3 separate regions of the Mus musculus genome follow, and regions 2 and 3 are each linked to region 1. The links are chromatin loops, found by intact Hi-C in ENCODE. Cell type or tissue: heart. All regions are shown on one strand. Each heading gives the region's core, and the rest is flanking DNA. Links, peaks and the distances in the headings are about the cores only.

The links. Hi-C counts contacts between places; a loop is a spot of excess contacts. Peaks named below come from ENCODE experiments on the same cell type or tissue, not always from the same donor. Only the 100,000 strongest peaks of a DNase experiment are listed, where the experiment ranks them.
Region 2: a loop joins it to region 1, with 2.4 times the contacts of the local background. A loop is called at or near these places in 4 of 42 quality-filtered maps.
Region 3: it touches region 1 in a loop (2.0-fold over the local background); 4 of 42 quality-filtered maps call a loop at or near these places.

The regions. Positions count from the first base shown.
Region 1 is chr2:166,902,741-166,910,796 of GRCm38, forward strand. It overlaps Cse1l (chromosome segregation 1-like (S. cerevisiae)), which reads left to right and starts at 3,356. Exons shown (of 25, transcript NM_023565.3): 1 at 3,356-3,437. It overlaps Gm31204 (a long non-coding RNA gene), which reads right to left and starts at 4,554. Exons shown (of 3, transcript XR_866966.3): 1 at 2,839-4,554. In heart, for the core only: CTCF peaks have their summits at 1,197 and 3,359; DNase peaks (open chromatin) are centred at 3,271 and 3,631; H3K4me3 peaks cover 2,541 bases; H3K27ac peaks cover 2,000 bases.
Region 2 is chr2:167,001,586-167,009,641 of GRCm38, forward strand. It overlaps the pseudogene Gm11470. Among named protein-coding and RNA genes, the nearest start is that of Stau1, 9.3 kb to the left of the region's middle. In heart, for the core only: CTCF peaks have their summits at 3,142 (motif pointing left) and 3,350; a DNase peak (open chromatin) is centred at 3,093.
Region 3 is chr2:166,992,226-167,000,281 of GRCm38, forward strand. It overlaps Stau1 (staufen double-stranded RNA binding protein 1), which reads right to left and starts at 4,074. Exons shown (of 12, transcript NM_001109906.2): 1 at 3,809-4,074. In heart, for the core only: no CTCF peak of the experiment used is centred there; DNase peaks (open chromatin) are centred at 3,156 and 4,146; H3K4me3 peaks cover 2,391 bases; H3K27ac peaks cover 1,937 bases.

The sequences.
Region 1 (8,056 bases), core at 1,188-6,187:
TGGTTGTTGGGATTTGAACTCAGGACCTTCAGAAGAGCAGTCAGTGCTCTCAGCTGCTGAGCCATCTCTCCAGCCCCAAAATTTCTCTTTATGACAAGAAATTCATATATTTTATCCTCTCCAACCTTGTAAGATTTTATATAAATGGTTTAGTCTCCTTACCCTGTAAAACCTTTGTTTATGTAAAGGCCCTGTTGCTCTCTTGGAACTTAAAAATATTAAGAGCCCAACCCCTTCTTCTCTCCATCATATCCTTTGTTTTCTTGTTCTGTTTTGTTGAGACAGGGTTTCTCTGTGCAGTCCTGACTGTCCTGGAACTTTCTCTGTAGACCAGGCTGGCCTTGATAAGGATTAAAGGCGAGTACCACCACACCCAGTTCTTCACTTTCTTTTGAAACTAGCCAATGGAGAAGTGTGAGGTCAGACACCAGCCAATGGAGGAAAGACCTGACCGATCGTCGCCTACATCAGAAAATGCTCTTCCATGTTTCTGAGCAATGCACTCTAGAATCTAGAACAAATGTTCTCACCATGGGGCTCACCTAAGAACATTGGAAGACAGTTACTTACGTTATATTATTATGTTAATAATAGGAGCAAAATTACAATTATGAAGTAGCAACAAAAATAATTTTATGGTTGGGGGGGTCCCCACAACATGAGGAACAGTATGAAAGGATCCCAGTGTTAGGAAGGCTGAGGACCACTGCTCTAGTCCAGGGTCTAGGTCAAAGTAAAGTCTTGCCCTGTTGAGACATTTCAACTGGAATAGTGGTCTCATTCTTTAGAACTTTGAACTTATTTCTAACAAAATCCAGGGCCTTACCAGCCGGTGGTGGTACACGCCTTTAATCCCAGCACTCAGGAGGCAGAGGTAGGCGGATTTCTGAGTTTGAGGCCAGCCTGGTCTACAAAGTGAGTTCCAGGACAGTCAGGGCTATACAGAGAAACCCTGTCTTGAAAAACCAAACAAACAAAAAAAATCCAGTGCCTTGCTTGTACTTATACACGACATTTCACCTATACGGATGTGCATACCCAACACACAGGGAGGGGCAGGAGAGGTGCTCCTCCATGGGTGAAAGCACTGGCTGCTCTTCCAGGGGACCCAGGTACTGTTTCCAGCTCCCATGTGTCACCTCCAGCTCTGTGGGAAACAGCGCTCTCCTCTGGCCTCTTTGGGCACTGCATGCATGTGGCACACAGAAAAGAAAAAAACCTTAACATTAAATATACATATATTTGGACTAGAGAGGTGGCTCAGAGGTTAAGAGCACTGTCTGCTCTTCCAGAGGTCCTGAGTTCAATTTCCCAGCAACCACATGGTGGCTCATAACCATCCACAATGAGATCTGGTGCCCTCTTCAGGCATGCAGGCATACATGCGGGCAGAATATTGTATACGTAATAAATAAATAAATCTAAAAAAAAATTACCTAGCAACAGAGCCTGGTGGTGGTGGCAGTGGCACATCTTTAATCCCAACATTTGGGAGATGGAGTCAACCAGATCTCTGTGAGTTCGAGACCAGCCTAGTCTACAGCTCTGTCTTCCAGGACAGCGACAGCTACACAGAAAAACCCTGTCTCGAGAAGTCATAAGCAAACCAAACCAATCAAACAAAAAACCCCAGAACATCTTTACTGAGCAGCTGGGGTGTGCTGAGTGTTGGAGGCACGGCTATAAAGAAGAGCAGTAAGACTTAAGCTCTTGTGTAGAAGAAACACAAGAAACTCACACGCCTTGCAGACAGCATGAGGAGGAGGGCTGAGGGTAGAAGCACTTGCTGCCAAGACTGAGGGCCAGGGTTCAATCCCTGGGACCCACAAGCTGGTGAGACCTGACCTCACACAGCTACCATGGCACCCACGCACCCCTCCTGTTACATAAATTAACTCAGGATGATAGAATGAAGTCAAGCCAACCAGGTAAGATACAGAAAACCCAGTTTAGGGCTGGCGAGATGGCTCAGTGGTTAAGAGCACCGGCTGCTCTTCTGAAGGTCCTGAGTTCAAATCCCAGCAACCACATGGTGGCTCACAACCATCCGTAATGAAATCTGATGCCCTCTTCTGGAGTGTCTGAAGACAGCTACAGTGTACTTACATATAACAAATAAATAAATCTTAAAAAAAAAAACAGTTTAATGAGAACCTTACATAAACAATGCATGCTTTTGAGGGTAAGCGTTCCCATGAAGTATCGATTATGAAAATGAGTGTTTGTGACCTGGAATTCATGGCAAGCTAGGCAGCCTGTCCTTTACTGGCTAAAACGCAAAGTGAGCCAGCTACTCCTGGACCCAGAGACAGGAAGGAACACATATCAGTGCAGTAAAGTGGGGTAAGCTTGTAGCAGAGAGGAACAGAGAAGGCAAGCTAAGCTGGCTTCTTCAGCCCGGTCTTACTACAGAACACTAGGCTTCAGTCTTGATCAAAAACCTGCTTCTAGACCTTCACCTTTCTTTGCTTGCGAGGCGTACAGTCACACAACTGTCTCCTGGCTTTTGAAAAGATAAGATTTCTCTTGTTCAAGGGTCAAATGAACATCCCAGTTACCTTTAAGTTGCCACCAACTACATCGTCGTCTGAAAAAAAAAATTTTTTTTTGAGAAAGGATCTCACTGTGTAGCTATGCCTGGCCTCTGTGTAGACCATGCTGGGCTTAAATAAATGGCGATTGTCTTGCTTCTGCCTCCCAAGTGCCAAGTGGTAACAAGCATGAGCCATCGCCTTCAGCTTCTGAAATCATGTGTGTGTGAGTGAATGAATGTGGGTGTCTTCATCCATTGCTCTCTTAGTTTTCAAGGCTGGATCTCTTATGGAAACAGAAGCTCACCAATTAGCTAGACAGGCCGGCCAGTAAGCCCCAGCGATCTTCCTGTGTCTGCCTCCCCAGGTACGGAATTGTAGTCAGGCTGGCTTTTATGTGGGTGCTGGGGATTCGAACTCCCGTCTTCTTCCTTGCGCAGCTATCACTTGCTTAACCAAGCGTGCTATCCCCTAGCTTGAAATTCTTACTCATTCGTTTATTCTATTTGTCCTAGAACAGACGCTCTGCTCTGTCCCTTCGCTCAGGCGTGAACGAGCACGTTCCATCCAACAGTTAGAAGCCACTAGGAGCCACTCGCAGAACCTGCTAGGGTCTGAGGAAAGAAACCCAAAACAGAAGCCTGCGTCAAAAGGCACGGTCTCTTGTGACGTCACCGCAGACCCGAGCAATGGTTCCGATTGGCCCTCGCAGCCGGGGTGGGGCCAAAGCATTCCTGGCTCCACCCCGCGTCCCGGTCTCACTCGCACATGCGCAGTGGCCGCCACCTTAGCCGCCGCGCCATTTTGCCAGGGTTTGAATGTGAGGCGGAGCAGCGGCTGGAGTGGGGTAGTGTCGGCTGCAGCTCTCGCTTGGGATTCCCTCCTCGGTCTCGGCGTCCCCACGAGGTGAGGCATGGAGCGAGCAGGGTGGCCGCGGGGACGCGGCTGAGGGAGGGGCCGATCGCTGGGAGGTGGATCTGGGCCTCAGCCCGAGGACGCGCGCCTGGTCTTCCCCGCACGCCGCCTCTGGGTCGGGCCTGACCGCTCCGGGAAGCTGGGGCAGCTTGGGGCTCGGCCTCACGCGAGCTTCTCGAGCTCCCGCCCCTTCCCTTCCAGCGTTGCTGGGATTGGTCGCGCCGCCGCGTAGGCGTCCGCGGATTGGTCAAGCCCGCGCGTCCGTTCTCGGCGCGCCGGGGCCCGCAGCGTGAGCGCTGTTCCGCGCCGAGGCCTGACCTGGCCGAGCCGGTCTGGGTCCCTGGTTCTAAAAGAGGCCGGAGATCGCCCACTCTGACTTCGCGGGGCTTTGGCCTCCGCCAGAGTGGACTTGGCCCTCGGGTTTCAGCTGGCTGTGACGTTCGTGTCCCTAGGACCTAAGGAACCTACAGGCGAATGGTGTTCCCCTGCCTGGGGCTCGCCGGCTTTCCAGTTAGATAATCTGTCCCCACGCACACTCCGTCTTTCCCTAGGAGTGTAATTCAGAGCTAGTCCTTGCCTCTCTACGAATTTCCTAGTTTTTAAATAATTAGGTGATGCTGGGCGTGGAAACCGTGCTCCCTCACGTGTTGAACAATCTCTTCCACTGAAATGGCATTTTTACCCTCTCCTCAAACTTACGATTCTTCACTTGCATATTCGGTTAAGTGGCTTGAAGGTTCCGCTGACTGCAGGCTGTGTTTCCCAGAGGGCTCGCCTGAACTGCTGACCATGGCCATTCGTCTCTCCATAAGCACTGTCGCCTCCATGACCGGCTCTTTTAAGTATTCATAGTCCCGTCCTGTATGCTAAGTCCCCAGCTTTCGTGATGTTAGAAGCAGCTGACCTCAGATCTTGGCGGGGCTGCCTCCCTCCCTGCCTTTCAAGTTCCCTTCTTAGGGAGGAGTTCTCAGTTCTCACTGCGATGGCCACATCACCCACGTTTATGTGTCCTGTAGCATTGACCTTATATGTAGTAACTACTGCTTGTTTCTCACGGTTCTCATCTGCTCTGAGTTATCTTTAAGGATAACTTTTTATTGCTGGGTCCCATGTATGAGAGCCACATGGTGAATGCTCTGTTATTTTATGAAGACATGGAAGGTATCTGTCTGTCTGTCTATCTATTTATTTTGGATAAAGGGTCTTTCATAGCCCAGGCTAGACTTAGAGCGTTATCTTTCTACAAGTGTAGGCTACCACACTCAACTCTTCTTCACTTTTCCATTTGTGCAAAGGAATTTTCTCCCCTCTGGCTGTTTGGTGTTCTAGTTGGGCTTTGGGAAGCCAGTCTCTAGACAGGAATTGGTTGAGAGAGCAGTGCTTTTAACTGTGGAATTGATTTATTGCCTTATTTGTTTAATATCTCATTCTATGAAACCCTGGGAATATAGTGAAGAATCACAAGTGGACAAGGTGTCTCTCTTTAGGGAGCTCACGTTCTAATTGGAGGAGTCCGTGAGTGAGTTCAGGTATTTCAGGTCGTGACAGAGGTGACAGGTGAAGAGGTGGCGTTTGAGCAGAGACTAACCAGGGAAAGGTGAGGTGAACAAGAAACAAAAACTCAAGGACAGAAACTCACTTGGAATTCGGGGCGTCTTAGGAAAATCCAAGTCAAGTGGTGGGAAGAAGAGCTGGTGCAGGACTTTGTGGCCGTGTAAGTTTGGGTTTGATACAGAGTGGAAGCAGAGAAATGATGTAGGGACTCAGGTTACTGCCCAGACTCCTGTTGTCTTGAAGTGTGCTTAGTAACTGTTCTTTTTTTTTTTTTTTTTTTTTTTTTTTTTTTTGTGGTGTATGGGGGATATAACTCCCCCCTTTTTTTTTTTTTTTTTTTTTTTTTTTGATTTATTTTATTATTATATGTAACTACACTGTAGCTGTCTTCAGACACACCAGAAGAGGGAGTCAGATCTTGTTACGGATGGTTGTGAGCCACCATGTGGTTGCTGGGATTTGAACTCTGGACCTTCGGAAGAACAGTCGGGTGCTCTTACCCACTGAGCCATCTCACCAGCCCCAGTAACTGTTCTTTTAAAAAAGCCAAGGGTAGGGTGAGCAAGATGGATGGATGGAAAGTAACCCTAAGTGACCCCTCCCTGGCCTGACAACTGGGTTCCCTGGGACCCCAGTGCTGGAAGGGGCGAGCTGACTCCTGCACGTTGTCTTCTGACTTTCACACATATGCTGTGGCACATGTGCATATAATAAATGCCTATAGTAAAATCTCGGGGAACAGGAGAGGTGGCTCGGTAGTCAAGAGCATGTATTGGTCTTGCAGAGGACCCAAGGGTGGTTTCCAGTACCTACAGGTGGGCCAGAATTGCCTATACCTCTAGCTCCAGAGAATCTGATGGCCCCTAGCTTCCATCGACTCTTAGGTATACATACAGGCAGAAACATATACAGATACACATAAATTTGTAAAAAACTTTTAAGGTGGGAACAGATGTTAAGTTAATCTCTTGATGTATTGTTAATTTTCATTTATTGAGTTCCTTTCCCTCTTCCCAGATGCAAGGAAGGCCTCAGAAATGCTTCTCTTAGTGAGGTTGACAAAAAGACAAGAGTCTTGGACATTTTATCATGGGCGTTTGTGAGATGTTTGGGGAAAAGTATTTGTTCCCAAAACCTTCATTTTCATCTGAGGGCCCATAGGAAGAGGCTAGGCTTTCCGCTACTCAGGACTTTGAAAAGGTGTTAATGTTCTATGTGTGAGTGTTCACCTATATGTCCTTTTTTTTTTTTTTTAAAGATTTGTTTATTTTATGTGTATATACAGCTATACAGATGGTTGTGAGCCTTCAGGTGGTTGCCGGGAATTGAACTCAGGACCTCTGGAAAAGCAGTTGGTGCTCGTAACCACTGAGCCATCTCTCCAGCCCAAGATTGTCCTCTTACAACAGTTCTAAGTCATCTGGGAAGAGGGAGTGTCTAGCAGGTTGCCTGTATGCAGTCTCTGGGATTAATTCTTTTCAGGGCAGGTGGTCCTGGGTGGTACAAGGAAGCAGGCTGAGCAGGCCAGTAAACAGCACTCCTCCCTGGCCTCTGCTTCACTTCTTTTTTGTTTTTTTATTTTTAAATATTTTTTTTCCTTTTTGATTTATTTATTTATTTATTATATGTAAGTACACTGTAGCTGTCCTCAGATATTCCAGAAGAGAGCATCAGATTTCATTACAGATGGTTGTGAACCACCATGTGGTTGCTGGGATTTGAACTCGGGACCTTCAGAAAAGCAGTTGGCACTCTTAACCACTGAGCCATCTCGCCAGCCCTCTGCTTCACTTCTTGCCTCTAGGTTCCTGCCTTGAGTTCCTGCCCTGCCTCCTCTTCGTAATGAACTACAGTGGTGATGAAATAAACCCTTACCTCCCCAAGTTGGTGTTTGAGCATGCAATATCTGCCACAGCAATAGAAAGCACACTAGAGCGAGCAGCAAATGCTCTTAACTATGGACCCTTCTCTCCATCCCCAAGCTTGGTTTTTGAGGGGCTGGTGAATGGTTCAGTAGTTACAGGACTGGATTCAATCCTCAGCGCTTATGTAAAAGTCAGGCAGGGACGTAAATGCCTGTAAGCCCAGCACTGTGAGTGGGAGACAGGTGATCCCAAGGTTGTGAGTCATAATGTGTGTCTCACATGAGGTCTGGCCACCCATCCTTAAGCTCAGACTTGCCTTGTGATAAGTCCTCTCAATAGCTAAGTGGAAAGGACTATGGTGAGGAGAACACAGATAGCAAAGTTCTTTTGAAGGTCATGGCTTTCGGCTATTGGGAAGCATCCTGCACAAGGCCAGCCTTAATCTTTTTCACTGAGTGTTTTTCTCAGTATGTATCAAGATGAAAATTTAGTTTATGTCTATAATCCATCACTTAGACAGGAGGGTTGTTATAAGTTCAAGGCTAGCTTGTGACACCTTGTCTTCAGTAAAACAAAACACTGGTGGAACATCTTTTTCATTTATTTTTTTTTCTTTTTTTTTTTTTTTTTTTTTTTTGAGACAGGGTTTCTCTGTGTAGCCCTGGCTGTCCTAGAACTAACCCTGTAGACCAGGCTGGCTTCGAACTCAGAAATCTGCCTGCCTCTGCCTCCCAAGTGCTGGGATTAAAGGCTGGGCCACCACTCCTGGCGATCTTTTTCATTCTTTAGAATCCTGTCTTACTCTCTTTGACTGCTGCTGCTTTTCCTGGCTTCTAGGATGCCCTCTTTTTTTTTTTGGGGGGGGGGGTTGTTTGTTTTGTTTTGTTTTTTTGAGACAGGGTTTCTCTGTATAGCTCTGGCTGTCCTGGAACTCACTTTGTAGAACAGGCTGGCCTCGAACTCAGAAATCCACCTGCCTCTGCCTCCCAAGTGCTGGGATTAAAGGCGTGCGCCACCACTCCCGGCTCGGGTTGCCCTGTTTTAACAGCAGCCTTTCTGTTGTGTTCTTAGTTCAGCTGTATCATTTTGAAACATTTAGAGGCTGCCCTGGGGAGCAGAAAAGGTGTTATGAATCAGGCAGATCTGAATCAGACCTGTCTATCAGTTTAGGCATGTGAGTCAGCCACTCTG
Region 2 (8,056 bases), core at 1,086-6,085, 99 kb after region 1:
GCCAGCAGAGGCCAGAAGAAAATATGGATCCGCTGTAAAGTTACGGCTGTGAGCAGTCACGCAGGTGCTGGGAATCAAAACCAGATCCTCTGGGTTGAGGTCTGCCCCCTCCCCCCGCATAGCGGAAGACATTTCGTTCCATGCCTGCCAGCTATTTCATATTGTTGCTGTAACATGCCTGCCAGTCATTGACACAGAAAAATAACTCGTCTCAGAGTACAGTCATACAGATCACATATCCTGTTATGTTCTGTATGTTCTGTATGAGGTTTGTTAATCTTAAGAAATTCCACAAAGCTTTATGTGGGACCCATCAAATTAAAGGTCAGTTATATACTGTTATATCTAAAATGGTTTGAGTCAGAGCTGACCACTGCTTAGCACTTCCTACACCTGTTTATGAGCTCATTGTGGGTGTTTTCCTTTATATGCCTGCCCTGGGAAGTGTTTGATGTTGTAGCTTCAGATAATTCTGAGCTACTCCCTGAACTGATCAGTATTAGGGTGTGCATTCAATAAGCCATCCCATTCTGACTGAGATTGGTGTGTGTGTGTGGTTTGTGGGGCGACTCATGAACCCCAACACTCTTGACAAGCTGCCAATGCTCTTCACCTTATGCCACCAATCCAGTCTCTAGATGATGATGATGATGATGATGATGATGATGATGGAGAAGAAGGGGAAGGGGAAGAGGAAGAAGAAGGACAAGGGGAAGGAGAAGGAGGAGCAGGAGGAGGAGGAGGAGAAGGAGAAGGAGAAGGAGAAGGAGAAGGAGAAGGAGAAGGAGAAGAAGAAGAAGAAGAAGAAGAAGAAGAAGAAGAAGAAGAAGAAGAAGAAGAATTGTGACAGGATACATGTGCTCTTAACAGATGAGCCATCTCTCCAGTCCCATGGATCAAAAGTTTAAACAAAAAAAAGGATTGTATGAAATTGTCAGAGGAGCTGTGTGGGACACATTCCTGTAATCCCCGTATGTGGGATGTTCAGGTAAATGGACCAGGAACTCCAGGCATCCTCAGCCACCTGGTGAGTTCAAGGCCACTGAAAAGAGAACAATTTGTCCTAAGGATAAATGTTGTAAGTGACTGTCTCAAAATGAACAAACAAAAGTAGTAGAAGAACCTTGGAGAGAGAAAAAAATGCCTAACTCTAAAATGGAGAAGAGCTCTTAAGGTATAAAACAAAATTTAGAACCTCTGAAGAAAAAGGTCAGAACATTTGATGTCTTAAATTAATAAAATAAGTAAATAAATAAATGTGGGGCTGGAGAGATGGCTCAGCGGTTAAGAGCACTGACTGCCCTTCCAGAGGTCCTGAGTTCAATTCCCAGTAACCACATGGTGGCTCACAACCATCTGTAATGTGGTTTGATGCCCTCTTCTGGTGTGTTGAAGACAGCTACAGTGTACTCACATACATAAAGTAAATAAAAAAATAAATTGTTCAAAGTGAATAAATAAAAACAGATGTAATTGGGCTGGAGAGATAGCTTAGCAGGTAAGAGCACTAACTCCTCTTCCTAAGGTCCTGAGTTCAAATCCCTGCAACCACATGGTGGCTCACAACCATCCGTAATGAGATCTGACGCCTTCTTCTGGTGTGGTTGAAGACCGCTACACTGTACTTAGATACAATAATAAAATCTTAAAAAAATAGATGTAATTATATTAGTCAGGATTCTCAAGTAACAGAACTTATAAAATGAATCTCTCGATCTCTCTCTCTCTCTTTCTCAATCCAGATTAAAGGCATAGCATTTCCCAGATCAAAAAAGTCTAGATTAGCCAGGCGGTGGTGGTGCACGCCTTTAATCCCAGCACTTGGAAGGCAGAAGCAGGCAGATTTCTGAGTTTGAGGCCAGCCTGATCTACAGAATGAGTTTCAGGACAGCCAGAGCTACACAGAGAAACCTTGTCTTGAAAAAAACAAAAAACAAAAAACAAAAAGCAAAAAACAAAAAACAAAAAACAAAAAACCTGCCATCACAGTGATCATAAAAATAAGAAAGATTAATGGCAAGCTTTGTAAAGAGATAGGAATAATAAAAAGATTTCGGGGCTGGAGAGATGACTCAGAAGTTAAGAGCACTGACTGCTCTTCTGAAGGTCCTGAGTTCAAATCCTATCAACCATGGGGTGGCTCACAACCACCTGTAATGAGACCTGATCCCAGCACTCGGGAGGCAGAGGCAGGCGAATTTCTGACTTTGAGGCCAGCCTGGTCTACAGAGTGAGTTCCAGGACAGTCGGGGCTACACAGAGAAACCCTGTCTCAACCCCCCCACCCCCAAAAAAAAGATTTCTCTCTCTCTCACACACACACACACACACACACACACACACATACAAAAGTCAAAAATACCAACAGTCAGTTAACAGGAAAGCAAATCTCTATTAATTCCATGAGAAAGCCAGGCATGGCGACTCATGCCTGTGATCTACTGGAAGCCTGAGACAGGAGGATCTCCATGAGTTCAAGGCCAGCCTGAACTCACTGCCTGCTTGGATTCCTTTGTTTGTTTGTTTGTTTGTTTGTTTGTTAATTTAAGATGTACATTTTTTTTTAGATTTTTATTTATGTGTCTAGGTGCTTTGCCTCTGTGTCTGTATGTGAACAATGTGTCAGAGCAGGTGGCCAGATCCCCTTGGGGCTGGAGTTACAGACTGTTGTAAGCCACAGAGAGTGGTGGGTCTTCTGGAACAGCAGCCAGAGCTCTTAACTGCTGATCTATCTCTCAGCTGTTCCCCAGCTGTTGTTCATCTTAGAGACAAAGTCTCAGGCAGCCCAAGGTGGCCTTGAACTCGCCAGTAGGCAAAGATGACCTAGAACTTTCCATCCTCCTGTATCCATTTTCCAAGTGCTGAGATTACAGGTGCGTACCACCCCGTCCTAGTCATGCGGTAGTAAGTGTCAAACCCAAATCTTCCCGTTTGCTAGGCAAGCCCTCTACCAGCTGAGCTGTAACTCCTACCTCCTCCAAAATAATCCCCAAAAAGTCTGAAGGCTGGGCCGGAGAGATGACTCAGCTGCTAAAAGCACTGGCTGGCTGCTCTTCAAAGGACTCAGGATTACCAACACTAACAAGGTGGCTCACAGGCATCGGAAACTTGAGTTTCAGGGGATACAATGCCCTCTTCTGGCCTTTGTGGTCATTACAACTAGATCTACATGCAGGCAAAACACCCATACACATCAAACAAACAAACAAACAAATAAACAAATCAAGCAAGCAAGCAAGCAAGCCCTGCTTGTTTACTTACGGTGCAAGTCTTTAATCCCAGTACTTGGTAGACAGAGAGAGGCAAATCCCCAAGTTTGTGGCCAGCCTGGTCTACAGAGTGAGTACCAGGACATCCAGATCTACACAGAGAAACTTAGTGAGGGTTTCTATTGCTGCAGTGATACCCCATGACCAAAAGACTGCTTGGGAAGGAAAGGGTTTATTTGGCTCACACTTCCACATTACCGTTCATGATTAAAGGAAGTCAGAACAGGAACTCTAACAGGGAAAGACCCGGGAGGAAGGGGCTGATGCAGAGGCAATGGAGGGGTGCTAGTTACTGGCTTACTCCCCACGGCTTGCTCATCCTGCTTGCTTATAGAATGCAGGACCATCAGCCCAAGGATGGTACCACCCACCATAGTCTGGCTCTCTGTCATCAATTACTAAGTAATTACAGCGGGCTCTTACTGAGAGTCCCTCCTTCTTCCTTTCAAATAACTCTAGCTTGTGTCAAGTTGACATAAGGCAAGCCAGCACAGAAACCCTGCCTCAAAAAAATATTAAAATATGTATATATTAAAAGTCTGACAGGACTCTGTGTAGAGATGTTATGAACTCTGCGGCAGAGAGGTTAGATGTAGGTATGTTGAGTTAGTTCTAGGTCATCAAGACAGCCTCTGACACCACAGGTGACCTGGTTAGTTCCCAAATTTAATGCCAAGTAACCCGATGGGGAAAAAAGAACTCCATCAGAGAAGGTAACTAATTTTTTCAAATCCTATTTTTTCAAATTTTTTGTTATATATTTTCTTCATTTACATTTCAAATGCTATCCCGAAAGTTCCCTACACCCTCCCCAAGCCCTGCTCCCCTACCCACTCACTCCCACTTCTTGGCCCTGGCGTTCCCCTGTACTAGGGCATATAAAGTTTGCAAGACCAAGGGGCCTCTCTTCCCAATGATGGCTGACTAGGCCATCTTCTGCTACATATGCAACTAGAGACAAGAGCTCCGGGGTACTGGTTAGTTCATATTGTTGTTCTACCTATAGGGTTGCAGACCCCTTCAGCTCCTTGCGTACTTTCTCTAGCTCCTCCATTGGGGGCCCTGTGTTCCATCCAATAGATGACTGTGAGCATCCACTTCTGTATTTGCCAGGCACTGGCATAGCCTCATACAAGACAGCTATATCAGGGTCCTTTCAGCAAAATCTTGCTGGCATATGCAATAGTGTCTGCGTTTGATGGCTGATTTTGGGATGGATCCCCAGGTGGGGCAGTCTTTAGATGGTCCATCCTTTAGTCTTAGCTCCAAACGTTGTCTCTGTAACTCCTTCCATGGGTATTTTGTTCCCTAGTCTTCAAATCTTTTTTTTTTTTAAAAAAAAACAAAAACAAAACCTCAAGCTTTATTACTTTTTTGGGAACTCTAGTCCACAATTAAAATGCTTAAGCCGTTCGAGAGTACTAATGAGAATGCCTGCCACACAGGCCCGCATGACCAGAGCTGAGGCTCGGCTTCTGCAGCAGAGTCAATGTGTTTGTAAACAAATACTTCCAACTGAGACAGTCAGCTCCTCCTTACCCCAGCCACACATTGCTGATGGTCCTCAGCTTACACCCAAAGCCACAGGTCAACCCATCTTAATTCTTGTTGGAAAAACAACAAAAAGGTATCTAATCTAGTACAGCACCCTCAGCCAGCCAGGGGTCAAATTCCAAATCAAGGGGACAGAGTTCTCTACAGTGCATGCTCCCAGTCATGATCCATATACCCAATCCCTGATACACTCTGGGGTTCAGTCCATACCAACATCATTCGTGTCTTCTGAATACACACATACGCCACAAGCCACACAGTGTAAGTACTTTACCTCATCCCCAGACTGCAAACAGTACCTGATACTTTAAGGGACTCTTAGGAGGCTTATTCTTTCTATGTGTATGAACAGTGGGACAGCGTGGAGGGAAAATGGTGGACTCACTACAGGTCCGAGTCAAGCAGATAAAGAATCACCAGCTCCCTGAGCGACAGACACTAGAGACCAAGTGCAGCCAAGTGCTAAGTGCCCCTTCTTACCTCTTCTTGTAACCTGTGAGAATTAGAAAGGCCACTTCTCTGTCTGTCTGTGACACCCGCCTATAGAACTACCAAACCTGACACGGGACTGACAAAGGCTGTGAACTATAAAAGCCTTATTCACGGGGTACAGATATATAAAAACACACTGATCACTTCCTCAATCTGACGTGATTCTTCCAAGCCCGCTGTCTCGGTTGCTTTATTGTTGCCCCTCCTGCCACACAGTGTGACGGAGGACATCAGGAGCGCCAGAAGGAGGTTGTCAGAAAGCCTCTGGGCACAGGAGTCTCCCTGCGTTGCAGGCATTTCTCCAAGAACTGCTTCAGACGTATGAAAGAGCTCATCTGTCCTGAGCTCGTGATGGCTTCAATTCTGGGGAAGTAGTCCTCTTGGATGAGAAGTATCATCTTCCAGAACTGGACCTGGTTCTGCTTCATGAGTGCGTTCCCACACACCTCCTAGAAGTCAAACACGAGGGTGGCTGTCACATCTGAGAGAGGCTCCATGTGTAAGACCTGTGCCAACCAGCGCCAGCCATGATTTAAGCCATGAGGATGAGCCTCCTGCCGCTTCCCATATGGCCACTGGAGCTGGATGATGGCGGCATACAGACAGATCATCCCAGACATGCATTTTAGAAAGTTATCCTGTTGCTCAACCTTGGAATGCGTCACTTGGTAGCCAAGCTTCCGTTGATAGTCCTCCAAAGCCATCCTTTCCTTGAAAGCTGGGTAGAAAGGAACGGAGTATGGACACTTCTTGTGGAGATGAGCAAGAATGAGGTCTCCCACTTTAGGATGGAGCATCCAGATACCAGAAGCCACCGCTGCAATGGGGAATGCCGCTTCCTGGTGAGAGGCCACTTCCTCCTCCCCTTGTTTCACAAATTTCTCTGCCAGTTTGTACTGGACAAAGTCCAGCCCCTGAGGGTTAAGAGTGACAGACACCAGACTGAACAGGCTTTCCAGAGAGAAGGCTATGGATCTTGTGTAAGACCTCCTTCAGCTTTGAACCTGCAATGGTGGAGATCTGGCTCACTGGGATGGTGGCTGCCTTCTGCAAGTCCATCTTTATCTTTTTAAAAAAAGATTTATTTATTTATTTTATTTATTACATGTAAGTACACTGTAGCTGTCTTCAGACCCTCCAGAAGAGGGAGTCAGATCTCATTACGGATGGTTGTGAGCCACCATGTGGTTGCTGGGATTTGAACTTCGGACCTTCGGAAGAGCAGTCGGGTGCTCTTACCCACTGAGCCATCTCACCAGCCCTTTTAATAAGGGCTGGATTTCTTTCTTTTTTTTTTAAAGGATTTTTTTTAAAGATTTATTTATTTATTATATGTAAGTACACTGTAGCTGTCTTCAGACGCACCAGAAGAGGGAGTCAGATCTCGTTAGGGATGGTTGTGAGCCACCATGTGGTTGCTGGGATTTGAACTCAGGACCTTCGGAAGAACAGTCCGGTGCTCTTACCTGCTGAGCCATCTCACCAGCCCCCATCTTTATCTTTTTGATCTGACTATCCTTGCTGCTGGTCAGGTCCTCGAAGGCCAACACACACTTGGCAGAAGCATCCTGAAGTTGCTGGTACCACTGCATCGTGCTATCTTGTACCTTCACCTGCAGCTCTTCATTCTGTGTTCCTGCTGGGCTTGGGCTGGGTGCAGAGGTCTGGGTGGGAGCCCCTGGCCCCTGCTGCACCGCTGACTCCTGCAGCTTGACCTGGGCCTCCTCTTCATGCTTCTTCTTCACTTGAGAGGCTCTGGTGATCTCCCGCTCCAAATCTGAGAGGAGGTCCCGCATTTCCTGTAGGGCTCGCTCTGCCTCAGCTTAGTTCTCTGCTGTGGGAAAACCACTTTCCAAGGTGGTGCAAAATGATGCCGGAGATGAGGCCATACAGTTGGTTACCCAGGATCTGGAGGGCACCAGGTCCACATCCAGCAGGTCTTTGTGCTGACTAGAGGTTGAGCTGCAGGACCTCCTCTTGCAGGGGCTCCAGGCTGTGCAGACGGACCTGACCTTCCTCCTTCCGAAGCTGCTCCTGCTCTGCCTGCTTCACACGCTGCTGCTCTGCCTCTCGAAGCTTTAGGTTGAGAATCTTGGCTCTGTGGCAGTGCTTCTCTTTCAGCTTCTCCTGATGGCCCAGGGGCCTCCCTGGTACTGATAAACAAGGCAGGATCAGGGGTGTTTTCCCAAGACCTTTCCCCGCCTCCCCTGCTGTCACATTAGGCCTCCTCCAAAGCTGTACACTTCTCTAGGCTGGAAGCCTCTTTGCCTATTTTTCACCTTGGGATTTCTCTGGGAAAGCATCAAGCTGACCACACAGACAGATACCTGCAACAGGCACTCAGGAAGACTCACCTCTTCTCAAAATCCTATTTTTAATGATGGTTCTTAAATACTTTAACCTCCCTTGTAGACCACCACCTACCAGAGGTGGTAGAAAAGAAAGGATACGGGGGAAGTGAACCTGTCTAGAAAAGTTCTTTGGAGCAACTCCCGTCTGTGTTGTCTGGAAATCGGCAATTCAGTTCACAGGTCAGCAGTGGAAGCTCGATTTACTTACAAACACTTCACAGATACACCAGCAGTCCAGTTCAGACAGACAGGCCTCAGCTTTGTTCGAGTCAACAAGAAGGACCAAAAAGAACACCAGGTTAAGTTCTCCACTGTGAAGCAAAGATCAGCAAAGAATGGAGACCCACAGCGTTACACCAGCTGTACCAGCAAGCCAAGCTCTGTCTCGTC
Region 3 (8,056 bases), core at 1,086-6,085, 89 kb after region 1:
GTAAGAGACTTTGCTTTTAGACAAGGGAAATACCAGTCTCTAAGGTGGTGTTGCATCTTGTCCACAGTTAAGGTTCTTAGCATCCAGTCAGTCTGTTGTTTGTAAACACTGCAGGCACCCTTCAGGCAGCAATTCAACCACCCTTTTTTTTGGGGGGGGGGGGCAGTAAATTGGGGGTTTACAGTAGAGAGATTAAACCTTCAGCCTTGTACATGTTAGGCAAGTGCCCACCACTGAGCTTCAGCCCTACGGCTCTCTTCTTTTCACTCTGAGACAATCAGGGTCTCTCTCATCCCAGCTGGCCAGGGGGCTGCCTCTCCAATAGCTAGGACTACAGCCTGGGGGCTTTTTAGAAGGCAAGCTTTGTTTATTTTCCCTTTTTGTTTTGTTTTTAGACAGAGTCATCTTTTTGTTTTTGTTGTTGTTAGTTTATATTTGTTTATTGAAAATACTCTTCTTTCATTTAATTCACCCTAACCACAATTTTCCTTCCCTGCAGCCTTAACTCCCTCCACACCTCCTGTCTCCTCCAGAGCCTCCCTTCAGAAGACAGCAGGCCTCCAAGAGGCAACAATCAAACACAACAAAACAAGATATAATAAAATAAGACGAAAGCCCTCACAAAGCTGGACAAGACAATCCCACAAGAGGACAAGAGTCCCAAGAGCTGGCAAAAGAATCAGAGACAAAACTGTTCCCACAGTTAGTCTCAAGAAAACAAGCTAGCAGCTACAACACGTTTGCAAAGAACCTAGTGCAGACCATACAGGCCCCATGCTTGCAGCTTCTGTCTCTGAAAGCCTGTCTACTCACATCCTGCTTAGTCCTGCAGTCCCTCTGATTCCTACAAATTTTCCTCCCACTCTTCCATGGGGTTCCCAGACCCGAGGGAAGAAAGCAGATGAAGACCTCGAACTTAGAATCTCTCTCTGTATAATGCCATAATGTCTGCTGTCTTTGAACAGTCCCTAAACAAGCAAATCTACAAATAGTGCCAAACATATCCTTTGCCATATCACAAATTATGATAGACCCAGCGAAGTGATACTTTAAGGCTGTGATAGAGAACCTGAGGTTATTTTTAAGTGTTAAAGTTGAATGCTATAGAGGGCACTGTGTATTTGGTCACCTAGCTTTGACAATTATTAACTCACAGCTAAGGTCGGCCTTGTTTCTTCTTGAACCTCCTTTAAGCTAGCTTGTTTTGAAACAAATCCTAAATCTATCATAATCTTAGTCATTTTGATGTTAACCAGCTCACCTCAGGATGACTGTTTAACTGTTAATGAAATGAAATTTCTTACTATACTGGAAGGGATCACTTGCTCGCTCATTCTCATTTTTTCTTTCTTTTGGGATCTGGCTTCTTGGTTGAAATATGATTAACACACAGCAGAAAAACAGCTGAGAGTTAGTGGAGTTAGTCCTCTTTTGGGGACTCCCACTTTTCAGCCCAGATTTCAGCCTTACTCCTTAAGGATTGAATCAACAGTTCCTGAACTATTAACGAGTAACTGAAAAACAGCCAATGTTGAATGCCTTTGATCCTAGCACTCTGGAGGCAGAGGCAGGCTTATCTGCGTTCAAAGACAGCCTGGTCTACAAAGCAAGTTCCTGGACAGCCAGAGAGCTATGTTACACAGAGAAACCCTGTCTCTAAAAACAAAACAATCCAAAACAAACAAACAAACAAAAAAGCCATTACACTCAACCATTTATGCTAGAAACTATTTCCTGACTGTTACAAAAATATTGCAATATCGAGATGGGTGCAATATAAACATTTTTCACTTACTAAAGAAACTGAGTGCCCAAAATCTGCCGACAGGCTTTAGAGATGGGTAGCTCAGGAAAAGCTGAAATGCTTAGAGACTGTTCCAGGAAATAAGGTAGAGAGCCCTCGAGGAAGACAAGGGGCTGACCTCCGGCCTCCACTCAGAAAAGCACTGAGCACAGAAAACACCTGAGGTGTGACTCTTGTAAATCTGCTCCTGTGTGAGCTGCACATCTTTAAGGAGGGGGATGCCTATGACACTAAGCACAGATTTAAAAAAAAAAAAATTTTTTTTTTGAGGTATTGAGATGGCTCTGTATGTCAAGTCTTTCAGCAAGGAACCTGGCAACCTACTGAATCTCACAAGTTGTGCTCTGACTTCCACAACAGCTGCTGCTGATATAATGCTCAAAAATAAAATGGTAGCACGCACGTTTAATCCCAGCACTTGGGAGGCAGAGGCAGGCGGATTTCTGAGTTTGAGGCCAGCCTGGTCTACAGAGTGAGTTCCAGGACAGCCAGGGCTATACAGAGAAACCCTGTCTGGAAAAAACAAAAAATAAAAAAATAAAAAATAAATTAAAAAAAAGTTACTTAATCTTACTAAAGAAAATCAAGGCTGAGTCAGAATAAAGACAGTCTCCTAAAAGTTCACTAGAATGGCCAAGACTTCTTCCTCCACACTCCCCAAATGTATTTTTAGTTTTTGCTTCAACAAGTAGTGATGTAATTTACATTTGGTAAGTACAAATCCCTGAAAGATCAAAATCCCAGTTTAAATCTCTTCCAACACTTCCAATTCTCAAGAATTACCGCTACTCAGCCTGGTCTACAGCACAAGCTTCTTCTTCCAGGAGAGCCAGGACTGTGCCGAGAAACCACGTCTCAAGCAAGCAAGCAAGCAAGCAAGCAAACAGAATTATTACAGCTACAAGCAATTGAAAACAGTGACCTTAAAAAAGGCATACAATACAATGGGCAAAACGCAAAACGGAACAAAATAAAAGCTTCGCCCATAAGTAGGGAGGTGAGGCCAGAGCTTAAGAGAAACTGATAACTAGGGAGGGCCTCAGCTAAAGAAAGTTAAGAGCTACAGATGCGAACCAGGAAACCACGGTTTTCGAATCTTTGCATACTCCACCTCCAGAGCCTGACACACAAGAAGGCTCCAAAAAGGTCTGCTAAACCCAAGAGAAGCTTATGCCAGCAACTTTCTCATAAAAAGGAATGGCAATAAGGTTCTGGATGGTGGCAGGGAGACATGGGACAGGGTGCGGAGCCTAGGGGAGCCGGTGAAGTCCCTACAGCTGGTTTCACAGACATGATGATGGCTTTACATCCATACCCTGTCTGCTACAGTGTCCCCATTAAGCGCCCGCCCCTCTCTGGTGCCAAGCGAGCACAATGCTCAGGCACTGCCAGTGGGCACGCGGGATTCTTCTGCCTCGGAGAAAACCCTAGTGGAAAGGAAGGTCAACTTATGTTCCGTCTGCACCCTAAATTATACCTTCATATCATCTTAATAAATTATGCAAACGGCTTATTGGGACACGACGTGGGTCTGGCACACTGATAAGCACTTTACACGCCCCATTTCACTGCACAACTTCACAGCCTGAAGAGGCAGGGACCGGGTTGGGACAGGATTAATACTATTCCCCCTCCTTCTCCCCCTCATAACAGAGACACAAAGAATACGAAGTGACTGACGAAGGGGGCCGAGCCGGGAATTGGCACCTCATCCCGCGGCTCGGCACTGGCCGCGACACTGTGCATAGCACCGAAACCCGGGGGGCCTCCGGACCGACGCTGCCCCTGCCCGCCCGCGCCCCCCGCGTTAACTCCGGCACAGGGCCCACGAGCGGCGCGGAGGGCCCGCCTCCTCCGGGAAGGCCCCGCAGGCGGAGACGGGCCTGGGCCGCGGCTCGCGCGCCCGCAAGGCCTAGCCCACCCGCCGCCCACCTCCCGCTGACGCCGTGCCTGCGTGGGTCCTTCCGCGACCCGCTCCGACCCGGCCCGGACCGGCCGCCTTACCTGGCTGCTTCCCCAGAGCTCGTCCCGGGGCCGGCGGTCTTGGGCGGCGGCGAGGAGGTGAAGAAGCAAGTGAAGACGGCGAGGAAAAAGGGACCGACCAGAGGAGGGAAGAGGCGGAGTGGCGGAGGCGAAGGCGGGCGCCGCCAGGCCGGGGCTCAGAAGAAGGGGGAGCGCACACAGACGCGACGACAGCCAGCGCAAACGCTGAAGAGCGGCTCGGGGCCCGCAGCCTGGCAGGAAGTGACGGGGGAGGGGCCGCGCCCGCCCCCGGCCCCCGCCCGCCTCCATGCCGGCCCCACCCCCTACACACCGCGGCAGGAACCACAAGTCCCAGCGGGCGCCGCGTCCCGCATGCGCTCTCTAGGCACGCAAGGCCCACAAGGGCCGGGCACGGCTGCGCTGGGTCCGAGGCATGTTGGGAGTTGTAGTTTCCCAGGAGCTCGGTCTCGGCAGGGAATACAGGCCTCGCTTCCTTTCTTTTCTAGGCTTTCTGTTCCCTTCCTACAGTCACCCCTTTTTCCCTACGCTAACTTTTGTTAACCTGCTGCTGCGTGCAAGACCGAAAGCTGAGAATACAGTGAGAATGCACAAGTCCCTGCCCTTATGGAGTTTACTGGGGAAGTCAGAGTAAATGAAGTCTGAGCCGAAAACAGACAAGCACAAGTGCTGTCTGGTTCCTTTCCCGCAGCTCTAAACTGAGTGTGGTTCTGTGGACAAGAGGCTGGTGTGGGCTTGTTTAGTGTAGTCCTGGGGATTGAAGCAAACTTCTACCGCTCAGCTCCATCTTCACTAGTCTTATAGCTTGGGTTTTCTTGCCTTGGTGTTTTGAGTTCAGGCATCCACGGAGTCCAGTGCTGGCGTTGCCTGCCTGGTGTAGGAGTTTCAGGCAGTTGTGAGGTAGATCCTCTTCAAGTGTTCTTAACTGTTAGCCACCTATCTCTCCAGCCCTATAGCAACCCTTTTATGTAGCAACCCTTTTATGTAGCGGGGGAGACAGGTCTTTAGAATTAGATGGGGTCCTTACCGGAGGTTGTGGGAGCTGAGTCGCTGGCATCCTCTGGGCTTTTTTTTTTTTTAAGATTTATTTATTATTATTTGTAAGTACATTGTGAAGAGGGCATCAGATCTCATTATGGATGGTTGTGAGCCACCATGTGGTTGCTGGGAATTGAACTCAGGACCTTTAGAAGAGCAGTCAGTGCTCTTAACCGCTGAGCCATCTCTGTAGCCCCCCTCTGGGCTTATTTTAAGTGGTGCCTGTGGTTGATGCACCTAGGTAAACATCATAGCTAGATACCCAAGACTCCGGGTTCCATCCCTACCCCAAAAGGGGAAAAAAAAAAAAACCTAGCCAGTTGGTGGTGTCTGGAAACACAAACAAACAAACAAATAAATAAATAAAAATAGCATGCCTAACAGCCCAGTCTCCTTGCCAAGGCACTGTGGCTGACTTTGCATGAATTCATGATGACGTCTGCTGTAGCTAAAAAGACCCTCCTCTGACTTGCAGAGACACTGGGGGGCGCCTTTATCTGAATTAAGTCTTCTTAGTTTGCTTTTTGTAAAACCCAGTGACACTGAGTTCCAGAACCAGCCGTTCCTTCCAGTTCCCAGCCAACTCCGCTAAGTAAGCAACACATAGGCAGTTAGGGCAGTGAAGATGCCCACCGGGTAAAATGTGCGTATTTACGCACAAAATAATCAATTTTGGTGGGTTTGGGGTTTTTTTTGTTTGTTTGTTTTTTGTTTTTTGGGTTTTGTTTTGTTTGAAATGGGGTCTTACTATTTAGCTCTGGCTGGCCTCAAATTTGGAGAGATCAGAATACCTCTGCCTCCTGGGTGCTGGAATTAAAGGTGTGTGCCACCACCACACGGCCAGCTTAAATTAATGAACTCTCCCACCCCAGTTTCACTGTGTAGCCCTGGCTCTCCTGGAACTCCCTCTGTATACCACACTGGCTTCAAACTCACAGAGATCCTCCTGCCTCTGCCTCCGGAGTGCTAGGACTAAAGGTGCGTGCCACCATCCCCCCAGCATAGATTGTATTCTTTAATTTTGGTTTGTTTGCACAAAGTTTTGCTATGCTGCCCAAGCTGGCCTCTGCCTCTGGAGCAGTGGTTCTCAGCCTTCCTAACACAGTGGTGCTTTAACACAGTTCCTCATGCTGTGGTGACCCCAACCATAAAATTATTTGTGTTGTTACTTCACAACTGTAATTTTGCTACTGTTGTGAACCATGATGTAAATATCTGATATCCCACCCCTGTGAAAGGGTTGTTTGGCCCCAAAGGGACTGAGACCCACAGGTTAAGAACCGCTGTTCTAGATGATCCTCCTGCCTCACAGTCTCTCAATAGCTCGGATTACAGGTGTGTACCACTATGCCTAACTAATGTCCAAGGTATTCTTTACATAAAAACAAACCCTGGGCTGGTGAGATGGCTCAGTGGGTAAGAGCACCCGACTGCTCTTCCGAAGGTCCAAAGTTCAAATCCCAGCAACCACATGGTGGCTCACAACCACCCATAATGAGATCTGATGCCCTCTTCTGGTGTGTCTGAAGTCAGCTACAGTACTTACATATAATAAATAAATAAATAAATAAATCTAAAAAAAAAAACAAACAAACCCAGTCTGGTATGGCAGCACACACCTTTAATCCCAGCACAAGAGAGGCAGAGGAGGGCAGATCTCTGAGTTCAAAGCCATCCTGGTCTACAGAGCAAGTTTGAGGCTCAGCCAGGGCTACATGTGAGAGCTAGTAACAAAATTACAAAAATAAATAAATAAATAAAAAGTCTGTGGACCTTGGAAGAAAACTAGTAGTCTCTATATACAGAAGAAAACAAACTCACTGGAAAGTACTGTATTGCCAGGGAAATATTAGTGATTCCCCCAAAATAGACAGGAGCCAATCTGATGCAATCACAATAGAACCTTTTTATTTTATTTGAGCTAGCTCAGCCTCTCAGAACACCCCTGTCACGCAGGACGGTTTTGGTGATGAGGAGCCCTGAATATCTATCGGGGCAAGACTTTATAGTAAGCAACAAGCGGGGTGGGAGTGGGGGATGGGGATGGACGGGGTGGGAGTGTGCAAGCATCTAATTGGAGAGCTACTATGACCTTTAACATAATTGGCTGGTGCTGGGAGTCATATCATAAACTTAATTTCTGCTTTCCTCTGCATTGGTGGTCATTAGGTAGGGGTGGCCTTGTAACCTGGGAGTGTGGATCTTTTGGGGGTAATAACCCTGGAGATACTGGTCTCGTTGGAGGCGTAACCTGGAGACCCAGATCTTGTCGGGGATTAGCCTAGAGACTGGAGCTAGGCTCAGGTTTTGTTGAGGGGTAACTTGGAAACTAATGCTAGGTTTTAGTTTACCTGAAGTCAAGTTCTCTAAAATGGAGTCTGAATTTAAAAGATTTGGTCTCTCAGCACCAGGAATTCCCAGGGCTACTGTGTGCCTGGGAACGATTCCTTGGTTCAGGGTAGTTCTCAGAACAGTATTGCATCTTCAGGTTATCCTGATTTTGTAGTATTTTCTTGTTCTTTTTCCATTTCTTCCATGGAGTTTGTTCACTTTTCTATAAAAAGATCTCAGGCTAGCCTTTAATCCCTGCACTATAAAGACAGAGGCAAGTAGATCTCTGAGTTTGAGGCCAGCCTGGTCTACCCAGAGGTCTGGGACAACCGAAGTCATACAGAGAAACACCATTTTGAAAAGTCAACAAACAAAACAACGAAAAGTTAATGGGGGAGGAAGGCTTTGCTACAAAATGAGTTTAAGGGCGGCTATCCTGGGCTACATGAACCCTTGTCTCAAAAAAAAAAAAAAAAACCCCACATACAAAAACAAAAAAGAGCTGGGCAGCGCATGCCTTTAATCCCAGCACTTGGGAAGCAAAGGCAGGCTGATTTCTGAGTTCGAGGCCAGCCTGGTCTACAGAGTTCCAGGACAGGCAGAGCTATACGGAGAAACCCTGTCTCGAAAAAAAAAAAAAAGAAGAAGAAGAAGAAGAGGAAGAAAGAAAGAAAGAAAGAAAGAGAGAGAGAGAGAGAGAGAGAGAGAGAGAGAGAGAGAAAGAAACAAAGAAACAAAGAAACAAAGAAAGAAAGAAGAGAAAAGAAAAGAAGAGAAAAGAAGAGAGATAATTGTTAAAGAACGACGGTTGCTCTTCCACAAACCCTGGTTCGATTCCCAGCACCCACTATCTGTAACTCTAGTTTCAGGGTGATCTGATGC